2 separate regions of the Mus musculus genome follow, and region 1 is linked to region 2. The links are chromatin loops, found by intact Hi-C in ENCODE. Cell type or tissue: left cerebral cortex. All regions are shown on one strand. Links, peaks and the distances in the headings refer to the core of each region. The heading gives the core; the rest is flanking DNA.

Region 1 (7,516 bases), core at 1,338-5,337, 210 kb before region 2:
GCCTCCCCAACCCTTGCCTACTATACCCTTATCGGGACCTCTGCCTTCTCAGGACTTTGAGGCAGTTATCGCAAGACATTTTAGACATCAGTCCTAGGTCTCCCTCCAACTTGCAGCACAGCCCCCCTCCCCCAAATAAAAGAGAAAATACAGTTTCTCTACAGCCAGTTACCTCATTCCGATCGCTCAATTTCCAAAAGATTATATGACCTTGCATCGGGTAATTATTTGAATAAATAGAACCTTAAGGGTCCGGGACTGGGAGCCCAGAGCTTGGTGGTTTGTGTTTTAACTGTCACAGGCAAATTGGCCAGAAGGATGCAGAATTAGGTTCTTTTTGCTGCTTTCTATTCTTCCTAAATGACTTTCTCGGGCTCTCTCCTTTCGCCATCTCTTCCCAGTGTCCACCCCTCTTGGCCAGGGCCGAGTCAACCAGCTCGGAGGAGTATTTATCAACGGCAGGCCTCTGCCCAACCATATCCGCCACAAGATAGTGGAGATGGCCCACCATGGCATTCGGCCTTGCGTCATTTCTCGCCAGCTTCGCGTGTCCCATGGTTGCGTCTCTAAGATCCTGTGCAGGTACCAGGAGACAGGCTCCATCCGACCTGGTGCCATCGGCGGCAGCAAACCCAAGGTGAGCCCGGGACCTGGTTTCGTGGACTTAGGGCCTGTGATCCAGCGGGTCCAGAGTGGGCGCGTTCTAAAGAGAGCAAGGGACTTTCAAAGGGCGCTAGTTTTCAAATCTAGGAAGGAGTGTGTGTGTGTGTGTGTGTTTGTGTGTGTGTGTGTGTGTGTGTGTGTGTGTGTGTGTAGAACTCAGTTGTTATGGTTGGTGGTGGTCCTTCTACACTGAAAAGGGCTGGCACTTTTAGCAAAGGAAGATTAACTTTAGATTTTAATGCCTGGGAGCATTAGAGCCCTCATCAAGTTATTTCCCCGATTTCCAACTTCCCACAGAGTCTTCCCACTCACTGCACTGCCTTCCTAGTATGAAGTTAAACATCTCGGTTTAATTCTTGGATAGTTTCTTTCCCAGCTTTGAATCTCCCTCCCTTGCAAATTGTTCTCAAGAAGTCAAAAGTCAGGGCTGTTAAGATGTGTGTGTGTGTGTGTGTGTGTGTGTGTGTGTGTGTTTTAATAATAAGCCTCTTGACTCCATTAAACAAATCAATTTGGTGAGATCCTCGATTTATTTTAGTTTTCTTTGAAAAAGCAAAAAAGTTCTGCTGGCTAGGGAGTGGGAAGAGATCATACAGGGTCTGCCTTCTCTTTGGATTATTCAGAGAGGCCGGTATAATTTTTTTTTTCTAGTTGCGGCGGGTGTGTGTGTGTGTGTGTGTGTGTGTGTGTGTGCAAAATCAAATGGGCTATATGGCACACTGAAGACTCCCAAACACAATCCCTCTCCCTCCCTATTTTCTCTCCTAATCTGAGAATCTTAGGACACAGTTTTTATTTAAGTGGGTGGAAGAGTCATCCTTTCAAATTATCCATGTTTGTCTAATTGAAAACAGCATCGACGACAACAACAACACAAGAACCTGGATACATACACGTCCTTTTAAATCTCACCCAAATCTGCCCTTAGCTTAGATCTGATCTCCATGGACCTTATCTAATTTGATTTATTTATTTATTTATTTATTTATTTATTTATTTATTTATTGCTGCTTTTTCAAACGTTCTCCTTTTAGTTTCGTTTTTGTGCGGATTCCGAGAGGATTTTCTAGGTACCAGAAAGTACAATCCTCCCTCACCTCCAAGCTGTTAGATTTTTTTCCCCTTAATTTAATTTGGTTCCCGAGCATCTCTGGGCAGGTGGAGGGTCTCCAGGCCGCACCGAGTGGGATAATTTCCTGTCATCTCCTGTCTAAACGGAATTAAAGTCCTTTGGCTAAGCAGAGGGACATTCCAAGAAAATACAGGAAAGAGCATCAGAAAAGCCACGAGGTTGGGGCACCGTGTCTGACCCAGGATACTGGGTACCAACGCACTATCCGCCTATTCTCTTAAAGCAGGTGACAACGCCTGACGTGGAGAAGAAAATTGAGGAATACAAAAGAGAGAACCCGGGCATGTTTAGCTGGGAAATCAGAGACAAATTGCTCAAGGACGCTGTCTGTGATCGGAACACTGTGCCCTCAGGTACTGGGTCCATTAACTTCTCCCGGAGGCGCGACCGTCAGGCTCATACTCCAACGGGTCGTGCCAGCCATAAAATCACCCCAATTATCCATCTTGGCTATTGGGAGGCTGACCTGAAATATTTACAAGCCAGACATTCTTAGTGTTTTATGGAGCAGTGGGTGATCTGCTGGTCCCCAGGGTGGCGTCTTGGGAGATGACCTCTGAGGTTCCCCCTCCGCTCCCCCCACCCCCCACGGATTTCTGCTAAGAAGGCTGGAAGGAAATGCGGGGCGCAGACCAAAAGATTAATATTGATGTTCCCTTCTAAAGAGAAACAAATGTTTTGGTAACTTTCACTGAAGGGAGATCCAAGCGGTACCAGTGGAGAGTTGGCTGAGGAGCTAAAGGGGTGAAAAATTCGGGCCGGGCATGATTTTCCCAAGAGTTCCAGGATCCGACCAGCATCGTGGCAGCTTGGGAGAGGTCCAGGGGAAGGGAGGACCAGCGCTAGGCCTGCGCGCGGGAAGAGTTTGTTTTTAATTAAAAGGAAACTCCCTTTTTTCCCCCTCTGTAAGAACGATATATTTCAGAGCATGGATTTGTTTACCAGACTGGAATCTGGAAAAAATAAATCGGGAGAATGCATTTTTCTTTTGATTTTTACAATAGGGAATGATTCTGCAGTTGAAACTTAAACCCTTTCTATCCTCAAAACAAGTTGATTTGCAGGCGACAGGCCCTCTGTGGTTCTTCTTCCCAGGCCTTTGCGGGGGACCAGTGTCTTCAGGTGGGGAGGGGGGACGGTGAAGGGTGAAGCTGGTGGAAGAAGTCTCTTTAGAGTGTTCAGAGACAAGTAGCCAACCGATCCTCGGAGAGGGGCAGGAGGAACCTTTCTCGGTTCTGAATTGGAGGTGCGAGATCTTCAGGTTTCATCTCCAGTCTAAGTAATTAAAACCCCACGAAAGTGTGAGGGTTTTAACGTAAGATGGAGACAGAGAAAAGCAGTTTAAGACCGAGAGAAGGCAGAAGCCCCGGATGCTCACAGATGCAGAACACAGCACTGAGCCCTGCTCAAGGGTAGGGAGAGGGTTGAGTACGTTAGCTGGGCCTTTGAGGTGTCTTTTGGGATCTTTCCCCCTCCTTCCATGCTTCTCAATCGTGTGCGCTCCTCTTTTCTCCAGTGAGTTCTATCAGCCGCATCCTGAGGAGTAAATTTGGAAAAGGAGAAGAGGAGGAGGCGGATCTAGAAAGGAAGGAAGCAGAAGAAAGCGAGAAAAAGGCTAAACACAGCATCGATGGCATCCTGAGTGAGCGAGGTAAGAGGGCCCAGTGGGCCGCGCGCTGAGATTTGTGGTCTGCGCAACCGCAGGCCAGCAGTGGCTCATCTCAGAGCTCACCTCCGGCTTAGGTTAGAGGGAAGGACATTCAAGTGAAAGGCCAGAGAGGTACTTGGCGTTAAAAAATCTTCTCTATTCTAATTTTTATTTTAATTTCCTGACGAGCAAATCCAGCGTTTCCTATATGATCGGCCCAGTGCTGTACCTCTGAGCCACGTTCCAACAATACTAAGTCCAATTTATTGTGAGTTTTATTCTCCACCATTTTTAGTTCCTTAGAGTTGAGAAGTCTGAAATGAGTTGCAGGTGGACACTTTCAAGATGGAAACTAAAATTCTCTGAAAAATTATATGGGCCAAGAATGTGGGGGTAACTAATTAAGTCTGAGAACTTGACGTAGCTTTTACACCCTGGGAAAACTGCATGTGGGAGGGAATTAATGAGAATATGGTTCTTTTGGGCAGTGGGAGCATAAAGGTGCCCTATCCCTGATGATTATAAATATGTGTGTGCATGTGTGTATATAAGCTGGCCACTTTTCATTTGTTTTCAAGAGGGATAAGGTTTAACCTGTATGTGTCTGGCAACCTCCTGTACCCAAGTGGTGGGTTATATCTTTAAAGGATCTGTGTACTTGAGCCCCTTGTGAAGTTATACCCTTTGCCCCCCCCCCAGGGGTACAGACCACCCAGTCCTTGTTGGCTGTGACCTGTCAGCACCAAGAGAAAAACCTCCCTTTAGGGGATTGAGAATTATATAGGCTGTTTCCCTGTTACCTGTTTGGAGTCATCTCCGAACATAAAAATTTGCAAAAAGAAAGAACCCTTTTTCCACCAGGGACTTTCTGAAATGGAAGAGGAGGAAGATAAGTGTCTTCATAGATCTAGTACCACAGACTGATCCATCTATTTCTCTACCTTGGGACAATTTTGGCCTTCCAGGAAAGCTGCTTTACCAACTAATTCAAATGCTGCCTCTTCACCATCTAGAGTTGAATGTTATTGACCAAATGCCAGAGCTTTTGATAGAGGGAAGCCCAGATGCTCTGGGACACACATATGATCAAGAAAAGGCACCCCAAATGAAAGGCGGTTAAGCAGAGAGATAGCACACGCTGTCGCTTACTGCGGGGGGGGGGGGGGCTTCTGTGAACTCGTTGTGAGCCAGGAGAACTTTCCTGGTCACCTTTGTTTTTATTCCAGCCCTAGCTGCAGTTTAGAGGTGCTAGGATAAAAGAAGGCAGGGGCCGAGGACCCAGACTTCTTGTAGGCGGAATGGGCTCCCAAAACGCAGAGACTAGAAGGGCCTTTAGTTAATGGGAGAGGCCTTGCTGGGATCCATGGCTTAGCTACTTGTTGCTAGAAGTGGCAGGCAGGCAGACCAGCCGCTTGCCCACAGCGGCAACAACCGAGGCCCAGGAGACAAAACGTCCCAAATGAGCTGGTCAAACATTTGTACAACTTTTCCAGCGTTTACAAAGAAGGCCTTCTCTACACAATCTACACTTGGAGATGAACTTGGGAGACAAAGCCTGGAGAGTCCATTGAAACTCACACTTTAGCTTGGCCCAGACAAAGCTGCAGCTCAGAGCAGCGTGATGGGAACAAAGGAAGGCAACCTTTTTATAATTCAAGGAGAAAAGAAGAGAAAACAGCCCCACAAAGGGCCCAGAATAGACATTATGGGCTTGCAATGAGGGATGAATTATTCAATGAGCCCCAGTAGCTGCCGAGCCAGGAAGTTTTATGGACTCTCCAGCGTGGAAAAAGTGGCCATTTCACCTACAAAATGTTTCTAGTCTTTTGGGTCGTCTAGCTGGGCCGGTTGCCATTCAAGGGCAATTGCTACCATTTTTAAAATCAGAGTGTTTCCCTCAGTGGGGGCTGTGTCCTTGAAAACACACACACACACACACACACACACACACACACACACACACACACACACTCAGAAGCTGAAGTCTAATTTAATTTGGGGTTGTCAAGGAAGACGCAGCCTGGGTCCCTTTAGTGCCTCCAGCTTCCTTTCCGGATGAACCCTAGAGGGCAAGAGGGGCCCAGAGAAAGGAAAAGAGTAAGATGCAGTTTGAAGTCTAGAAACCTCAAATATCCCCCCCTCTGTTGTTTGGGCATCAAAAGTCTCTCGCGGTCCCACTTGTAAAATAGAATGGATGTTGAGAAAAGGCTCTCTGATTCTTGGCAAAGGGGAGGGAAAAGCTGGTGGAGGAGGGACTTTCGTGTGTCCCCACCACTGCTGTGTGCTCTTGCCAGATGGGCCTGGTACCTGCTGCTGAGACTGGCTATCCTGGACACACATTTGGCCTGGGGTCTGCTTGGCAGACCCTTGGATGCAGGGAGAAAGGCACCCAGAAAGAGGTCAGAGGCGCCCTCTTCTTTTCACGATCTTGTCCCTTTTCCTAAACGGTCCCCTCTGTCTTTCCCAATTTTCCTTTCCTCTTGTCCAATCCAAGAGCTGCGCAGCCGCACAGGCAGCGTGTGCATCCTGCTGGGCGCTCAAAAGCGACCCAAGGCTCCTTGCACCCCTGCCGAGTCCATCCTTCCTGCTCCAGCACCCTGGTGAGAAAAGGAGTGCGCGTCCGGGGACCTTCCACCCCTGCCCCTGGAGCAGAAGCGCGGACGTAGCAGGCGCAGCCGGACCAGCGAAGTTCGAGCTTAGGCACCCCAGGCTGTGGCAACTCAATGGGCGCCTCTGTTCCTCCCCCGGCGCGGCAGAGCGGGCCCGCGGGCGCCGCCACAATAGCTCGGGCCCCCGCTGCTGCGCCCTGCGCCAAAGCGCCGCGCCGCCCCTCCCCGCGCTCCGGCCAGCCCGCAGCTTAGCCCGCCCGGCTGCAGCCGACTCAATTGCCTCCTTTATGTCCCTCTCACTTTCATCTAGACACAGCCCGCCTCCCCCTTCTTCTCCTCTCTCTTTCTCCTTTTTTTTTTTCTACCCTCCCTAGCCCGAGGCTCACATTAGTGAAATTTCTGCAACCTCCCCCATTTTTTTCTTATTTTAAAGAAAGCCTTTAACACAAAAGCGGTGACTAATCGATAGAAACTGCTCCTTCATCATCCTCTTCTTCTCCTCCTCCTCCCCTCCTTCTTTCCCCCTCCCCTCCGCCTCTTCCTCCTCTTCCTCCTCTTCCCAACCCCCTCCCTCCCTCTCAGCAGGGTGACGCTTTTCCTGTTTGTGAGTTTTGGGCAACATTTTTGCTTTGTGCGGTAATGGAATTACCGGACAGACGGGGACTGTAGATGGACACGCGACGGCAAGACTCTCGCTTAAATATTTAGATGCAACGTTACAATTACGGACTTGTTGGCTTGGCTTTGAAGTGGCCGTGCGGGAGCGCAAGGGGAAAGAGGCCAGTTTGCCAAATTGATGTTTTGATTGGGACTGGAGACACACTTTCACAGGACTCTTCCCTTTTTGGGGGGGGGGGGGACGCAAAAAAGCGTGGGAGGTTTGTAACAATTGTGAGAGTGAAGCAGAGAATTCGGACACAGGATCACTGGGAGCCGATATTCACCCTCAAATTTCTTCAATTTGGGGGGGGGAAAGGGTTTTCTTTTTTTTTAATTTTCAAAAAATGAAAGTGTTAAAAAAGTTTTGCTCGAGACCGTTTTGTGTGTAAACTCATGCTCTCTTCTAAACTCACTAACAAATGACGTCAGATTTTAAAATGTATATATATTAAAATCAAAAAAGAAAAAAAAAGGTAAAGTTTCATAGACTATTTCATTTCCAGTACTGAAAGCACGCTCGAATGGAGTCCTGTGAAAAGCAAAGCCATTTGCTTCCTCCAAGTTGGTAGGGAAGGGAGTTGTTGGTGTCAGGTTGGTGTGGCATGGAAGCACAGGGTAAACTTTCCCACAGATTAAAATAATGGGGCATAGCATCACAGATATTTGGACCCAGATATTTTATTGCTGGGCACTTCCTGACCATTCTTCAAGTTCATTTACCAGGACCTGGAGTCTGCTATCAGCATCATATCTGGACTTGAAGCTAATTTTAAAAATTTGAAGCCTTTGCTCTCAAAGAAAGCC
Region 2 (7,516 bases), core at 1,188-5,187:
CAGGTAAATGGCAGATCCAATCATCTGGCTGAAGCAGACCGTGGTGAGGTCATTATCCTGAAGCACTCTGTTAGGAATCTCAGGGAACCAAGGACTGCTAGTCTAATTAGGCAAGCAGTTCACGAGGAAGAGGCCAGAAGAAGAAGAGATTTGAGGGTTATCCAAAATATGTTTAGAAAAGGCCAGTCTACCAGCAAAGGGGGGGGGGGGTGTCTCCCAAATAAAGAGAAGTTCTGGAATATTAAACCTTTTTACGACATATAAGCAGAGACAGAGACAGAGAGAGAGGAGAGAGTCAGATGGAGAGAGGGAAAGGAGAGTCAGAGAGATGGAGACAGACAGAGAGAGAGAGAGAGAGAGAGAGAGAGAGAGAGAGAGAGAGAGAAAGACAAATTTCCTCATTGGCATAAAGTGGTACCTCTTAAAGCCAATGGCAAGTGCATGAAGTGTTACTCTGGGCCTTGGCACTCTTGCTGGGAGTATCTCCAAAAAGACCCAGTCCTCCATCAAGAAGCAGATGTACACGGGAACAAGACAAGAAGGTAGTTGTGTTTTGGTCTGGCCTAATCTCACTCACTTAAGAATGCTAAGATTTAAGCCAAACTTGTTAGCTGGTGATCTTCCAGCTAGTTGGAAGGCTGAGGCAGGAGGATCCCAGCCACAAAGCCATCCTTGACAGTCTGGTAGCCTGGGTAACTTACTGAGACCTTACCTCAAAATAAAACTTGAAAATAGGATTGAGGGTGTAACTCAGCTGTAAAGAGTTTGCCTGGTATGCTCAAGGCCCTAATTACAGCAAAGATTTCCCAGTGCCAGTTCACTCTTTGCCTCTGTCTGCCCTTCTCCAAACAAGGCCACGTGTCCCTGCCCCAGATCAGAGACTAGGCTCCTGAGTGCTGACTCGCCCATCTTTTTTCTCTTGTCAAAAAAGAAAATGTCCATGTCATTAACAGTCTGTGCTTTTTGACATTTTTTATTGGCTATGTTATGTATTTACATTTCAAATGTTATCCTCCTCCCAGGTTTCCCTTGAAACCCCTCCTATCGCCTTCCCCTTCCCCCTGCTTCTATGAGGGTGCTCCCCAACCAACTACCCACTCCAGCCTCACCTCCTTAGCATTCCCCTGTGCTGGGGTCTAAGCCTCTATAGGACCAAGGGATTACTAGATAAGGCATCCTTTGCTACATAGCAGCTGGAGCCATGGATCCCTCCATGTGTACTCTTTGGTTGAAGGAGTTTGCAACCCCATAGGAAGAACAGCAACCAGGCCCCCACCCCCACCCCCCCCAAGAGCTCCCGGCTTTTTGACATTTTCAACTTTAGATGATATATGATTGATATTGAGAACATTAGTTTATTCTGGGGGTAAAAGTTTAGGTTAAGGTAAGACCAACACAGGTTTGGCTTTGGGCAGACATAGAGGTATAATTGCTTAGAGTAACCTAAATCATGAGCCTTAACCCCAGTGATCATCTCTTTGATTCTCTTTCCTTCCTCCCCTCCTCCTCCTCCCCTCTTCTTTTCTCTCTCCCTCCCGTTCTTTCCCTCCTTAGCCCACTTTATCCTCCTCCTGAAACTTTTTGATATTTTGAGATAGTATCGCACTATGTAGATCAGATTGGCATTGAACCCGAGAACCTTCTCTGTCACTCTCCGAGTGCTTGGATTAGACATGGGAACCACCATGCTGGGCCCTGATGGTGGTTTCTAAAATGTTGAAAGAACGAGCACACCACTGGTTTTTCAATGCTGCTCTTTTCTTTTGATCAAAATGCTAAATGCGATAGCTTCGGCTCACTGGCTCACTTTATGTCATTTAAAAGATGCTTTTAAAATTTTATGTGTATAAATGTTTGTCTCTGTGTGTATGTAACCCACATCCACATGCATGACTTTGCCTGTAGAGATCAGAATAGGGTGTCAGAACTCCAGGAGTTGGAGTTAATGATAGTTGTGAGCTACCATGCGTAGGTGCTGGAAAACAAACATGGGTCTTTTCAAGAGCAGCCAGTGCTCTTAACTGCTGAGCCATCTCCCCAAGTCGTATCATTTTATGTTATCTTATGTGCAATGAGCAAAATTAAGGAAAAATCAGTTTGGAAGAGACTCATCAGTGGGACTTGTGCACTGGGAATGTGTCTGTATTGTGCTTCTCGCTTCTATGTTACTTCAGCTGGCACTGCAATGAACAGGCTTATTTCAGGAGACAGTTTTAAAACACAGTTACATTTTATTACTCCTTTAAAAGTACATTGGCAAAGTCCACATCACCAAGGAGTGTGTTTAATTTAATCTTTTACTGAGTGTAGCCCTTGTCCTGTTTATGACCCAAGACTGATGCCTCAGCCCATAAATGTGGCTTCTCTGAAGCCATACTGAACATACATGCAGCCCTCCGACAAGACAGCATTTAACAACCTTTTTTTTTTTTTTTAACTAATCGAAAATTGCTTCTCTCAAGTTCCCAGAGAGGCATGGACGCTAGCATGGCCCACGCTTTGCTGGAAAAGCACAGGATGTTTTAGAGAAGGTAGTTCTGACTGCTGGAAAACATCTTGAATTGTTGAAGGTCTAACAGACTCGAGAAAGCCCCGGAGAATCAATGGAAGAACAACACGATGTAATGGCTTTTAAAAGATGGGAACCAGAATGAAAAAAAAAAAAGCTTTAATTCATTTCAGAAAGAGATGTCAACTCAGTGTTTGTGGATAAAGTTGCCAGATAATCTTTCTCAATTCCAAATTCATTTTTGGGGGTTTGGAAACCAGACAGTGTCAGGCACCAAGAAAAGTCTCAAACAGTTGGCGCCATCTAGTGGTTGTGAAGGACAAAGCCAGAGCGCGAACCGATTCCAGGCTAGTAAGCCCACACACTTCTGGAAATAGCCCTGTAGCTTTTCTGCACGGGATTCGGGTTTGCATGGTAAGTACTTTTACATACTGGGTTGTCTAGGATGCTTTCCCAGTAAGCACTTATCATAATCCTAATAGTGAAGTGGCTCACCCTTTCTAGGATCTCAGAGAAGTATCTGATTCAAGGTCATTTGGATGAAGTGAATAGGCGACAAATTGAAGTTTTCTGGTAACTATTCAGTCGTGGCCTCTCCAAAAGCACACAGCATTCTCAGAGAACACTTAAAAGGGAAAGTAAGCCCTTGGAGAGATGGTCCTTGTAGAAGATCACATCTCAGTTCCAAAAGTCCCAATAGGAGCCTCACAATTGCCTGTAAACTCCAGTTGCAGAGGCTCCAACACCTTCATTTGGCTTTCTCGGGTACCTGCACACACGTGATGCATGCTCAAATAAATATGAAAAAAGAAACTCACAAATATGAATCCATTTGACCTTTGTGTAGCATGTATACATGGGTTTTCAAAGAATTATTTTAAATATACTTTATGTATAAACCAAAGGGCAGAGAGACCCTTCCATCGTGGAGTGAAAGTTCCAAACATGATGATGAGCATATTCGTCTCAGCTCCAAACTTCGTCTCTGCAACTCCCTCCATGGGCGTTCCACTCCCAATTCTAAGAAGGGGCAAAGCGTCCACACCCTGGTCTTCATTCCTCCTGAGTCTCATGTGCTTCGCAAATTGTTTCCTATATCTTGGGTATTCTAAGTTTCTGGGCTAATATCCACTTATCAGTGAGTACATATCATGTGAGTTCTTTTGTGATTGGGTTACCTCACTCAGGATGATGCCCTCCAGGTCCAACCATTTGCCTAGGAATTTCGTGAATGCATTCTTTTTAATAGCTGAGTAGTACTCCATTGTGTAAATGTACCACATTTTTCTGTATCCATTCCTCTGTTGAGGGGCATCTGGGTTCTTTCCAGCTTCTGGCTATTATAAATAAGGCTGCTATGAACATAGTGGCGCATGTGTCCTTCTTACCGGTTGGAACATCTTCTGGATATATGCCCAGGAGAGGTATTGCGGGATCCTCCGGTAGTACTATGTCCAATTTTCTGAGGAACTGCCAGACTGATTTCCAGAGTGGTTGTACAAGCTTGCAATCTCACCAACAATGGAGGAGTGTCCCTCTTTCTCCACATCCTCACCAGCATCTGTTGTCACCTGAATTTTTGAGCTTAGCCATTCTGACTGGTGTGAGGTGGAATCCATCCCATAATCAGCCTCTAAATGCTGACACCATTGCATACACTAGCGGGATTTTGCTGAAAGGACCCTGATATAGCTGTCTCTTGTGAGACTATGCTGGGGCCTGTCAAACACAGAAGTGGATGCTCACAGTCAACTATTGGATGGATCACAGGGCCCCCAATGGAGGAGCTAGAGAGAGTACCTAAGGAGCTGAGGGGATCTGCAACCCTATGGGTGGAACAACAATATGAACTAACCAGTGTGCCCCCCCCCCCCAGCTTGTGTCTTTAGCTGCATATGTATCTGGCCTTGTTGGCCATCCGTGGAAAAAGAGGCCCAAAGAGGCCCATTGGTTGTGCAAACTTTATCTGCCTCAGTGCAGGGGAACGCCAGGGCCGGGAAGTGGGAGTGGGTGGGTGGGAGAGTGTGTGTGTGTGTGTGAGGGTGTGAGGGACTTTTGGGATAGCACTGGAGATGTGAATGAAGAAAGTACCTAATTAAAAAAGAAAAAAAGAAAAAAAGAAAGAAAGAAAAGAAGAGAAAAGAAAGAATGAACATATTCTTATACATATAAAAGAAAGCAAAGCAAAACAAAAACCATGGCAGCCCCCCCCCCCAATATATTGCAGTTGTGTGGAGAAAAAAAATGGGTGTATTGCTGTTAGAAGAATCCACGTCAAAAGAGAAATAACAATTTAGTGTGTCACAGCAGAAGGCACGATGAGGGGGGTTTTGTTTTATTGTATTTTATTTCATTCTATTTTGTTTTGAGACTGAGACTCATTGACTAACCTAGAACTTGTCCTTAAACTCTCAGCAGACTCCAAGTCAGGCTCCCAAGGGCTGGGATTTACAGGCAAGCACAGCTGAACCCAATACATGGAGTTTTTGTGTGTATGTGAGTGTGTCTGTGTGTGGGAAGGCACAGGTAAGTGTAGGTGTCTGTGGAGGTCAGAGGTGTCAGGCCCTTCTGTAACTGAAAGTACAAGTGATTGTAATCCATACAGTGTGGGTCTAGGGACCCAAACTTGGGTCCTCTGCAGGAGCGACATGTGTTTTTGATTATCGAACCATTTCTGCAGCCCCAAGACACAGGTTGTAGAGTAGAGACATAGCAGTAATCAGACTATGCCTGCTCTGTTGTAGAAGTGAGCATGGCCTTCTGGGTTTTGCTTGTCTTGGGTGTAACTAGATTTTAGGGAAGCACACTGTGACCCGGTATAGGACAAGCCACCACCATTTGTGAGCCGTGTGGCTGAGCACAGCGTTCTCACTCATGCTGTGGTAAAGGTTACAAATGTCTCAGAAGCTTTTGTGACAATGAAGCAAGTTCATGCTTGGAAGCTTCTGCCATAGAGGGCGGTCCTCAGTGGGCGCGTGAGGAGTCTCTAGGGGATGTGAAGCTGAGGGTCCTCAATGGGCGCATGCGCATGGGGAGTCTCTAGGGGATGTGAAGCTGAGGGTCCTCAGTGGGCGCATGCGCATGGGGAGTCTCTAGTGGCTGTGAAGCTGAGGGTCCTCAGTGGGCGCATGCGCGTGGGGAGTCTCTCGTGGATGTGAAGCTGAGGGTCCTCAGTGAGCGCATGGGGAGTCTCTCGTGGATGTGAAGCTGAGGGTCCTCAGTGGGCGCATGCGCGTGGGGAGTCTCTCGTGGATGTGAAGCTGAGCTTCTTAATCACTTATATATGGAGTTAACCACGGAGGCAGTCGATTCCATGAAGGAAACAGCTCATCTGTAATATGGGATGTTTTCTGTCGAGGAAGATCGTGAGGAGGGTTAGTGGGAGATCATTTAATACAATTCATGCGTGCAGTTTCTATTGTAACAGGAGTTACGAAATGGGCTCTAATGTGAATTTGTGTTGATGAGGACTTTGCATTGAACCAGACCCTTTAAAAATGTTGAACATTTAGATTGAAAGATTGCTATATATTTTTTATGTGTGTGTATGTGATGGCGTGTTGGGGGTGGGTGCATGTGTCCCTGTAATGTGTGAGTGTGGAGGCCCCAGCAGTTATTCCTCTTGGTTTTTGAGAACAGGTCTCTCACTGAGATCTGGGGCTTGCTGCTTAGGCTAGGTTGGCTGGCCAGTGAGCCCCAGGAACCCCCTAGTCCTCCATACCACGGTTTTTAATGTGTGTTTTGGTTACCTGACTCGGGTCGCTATGCCTGTATAGCAATCACTTTACCAACTGGTTCACCTCCTAAGACCAGAGACTATTAATGTTTTTATTAAGCGTTCAAATTGCAGAATACATTGGTGAAAGCTTTACAAAATAGCAGAAATGTTCAACTCAGTGGAATATGTAGCAATTACACTAAAGGCACCTTTTCTTAATTAGGGGCTCATAGGTCTTCATAAGGGCATCTCCAAATGCATATATGCACATTTCAATATTTTGCTGGCTTCAGTAGGACCAAAAAGTCATGCATACACCAGTCATGAAGTACAGTATCTTTAGAATAAAAAGCATTTCCAAGGACTAGATTCTTCCATAAACTTGACAATTATCTGGCTAAGTGTGATTCTCTGGGTTGTACTTAAGACCTTGAAAGAGAATGTGGTGTTACAGGTGCGACCAGATTGCTATTAAAGGATGGGAGTTTATCCTCCAGCATTCTTTGGGGGAAAGTAGGAGTCAAATGTGACTCCCTGGTCTCATGTCGTCTTTACCAAGGTATTCATTCACAGAGCTAGACAAATAAATACCACTTCTAAACTTACAACATGGTGCTTTGCCTAAAGACGGCATTGATGATGAAGCACCAATTATTGCCACATCACGTATAGCAAGTGCATCCAAAGTATTTTCATTCTTTGAAAACACACACACACACACACACACACACACACACACACACACACACTGAATCCTCATCAATTTTTCTTAATTGTGGAGTAGCTGGCAAATTTCCCCAGCTTTCTTTGAATTCTTCAGAGAGAAATAAGAACTTTCTCTGCCCAAGCGATTTGGAGCTAGTGGCTTCTTGCTGTGTTTCTATCTCTGTTTAGTATGACTGCTCCTTGAGGTGGGAGCCTGGAAACCAAGCTGTGGACATCACCAGAACCTCTCACTCCCCTGATGGATGCAACCAGAGCTTTTAGCCTCTTTCTTAGTGGCACCCTGACACTCCCTCTTCTGGGATCATCCCCTTCTTTTGAGCTGCTCTGGGCTTAATTAGAACAGGCTCACCTCTCTGTCAGACTCAACAGCTGATCTCCAGGTCTCTAATTGAGATACTTTCAGCTAAATCAGCCCAGCAGGAAGGGGTCTCCAATGGAGCCCCTGGCTTTCTATAGCCCTTCCCTGCTACCCATCGGCTAAAAACACAGTTGGCCCTTGAGGTTTAGACTCCATCTCAGGAGAAACATGTAATTTAAGCTCTCAGAGGCTTATGGTGGGCTTG

The links. A loop is a pair of places that touch in the nucleus more often than their neighbours do. Peaks named below come from ENCODE experiments on the same cell type or tissue, not always from the same donor. Only the 100,000 strongest peaks of a DNase experiment are listed, where the experiment ranks them.
Region 1: a loop joins it to region 2, with 2.4 times the contacts of the local background. A loop is called at or near these places in 3 of 42 quality-filtered maps.

What each region holds. Positions count from the first base shown.
Region 1 is chr1:78,188,372-78,195,887 of GRCm38, reverse strand. It overlaps Pax3 (paired box 3), which reads left to right. Exons shown (of 8, transcript NM_008781.4): 2 at 402-637; 3 at 2,019-2,148; 4 at 3,312-3,446. Among named protein-coding and RNA genes, the nearest start is that of Pax3, 5.0 kb to the left of the region's middle. In left cerebral cortex, for the core only: no CTCF peak of the experiment used is centred there; a DNase peak (open chromatin) is centred at 3,234.
Region 2 is chr1:77,974,185-77,981,700 of GRCm38, reverse strand. No RefSeq gene overlaps it. Among named protein-coding and RNA genes, the nearest start is that of Gm26263, 79 kb to the right of the region's middle. In left cerebral cortex, for the core only: a CTCF peak has its summit at 2,816 (motif pointing left); a DNase peak (open chromatin) is centred at 2,827.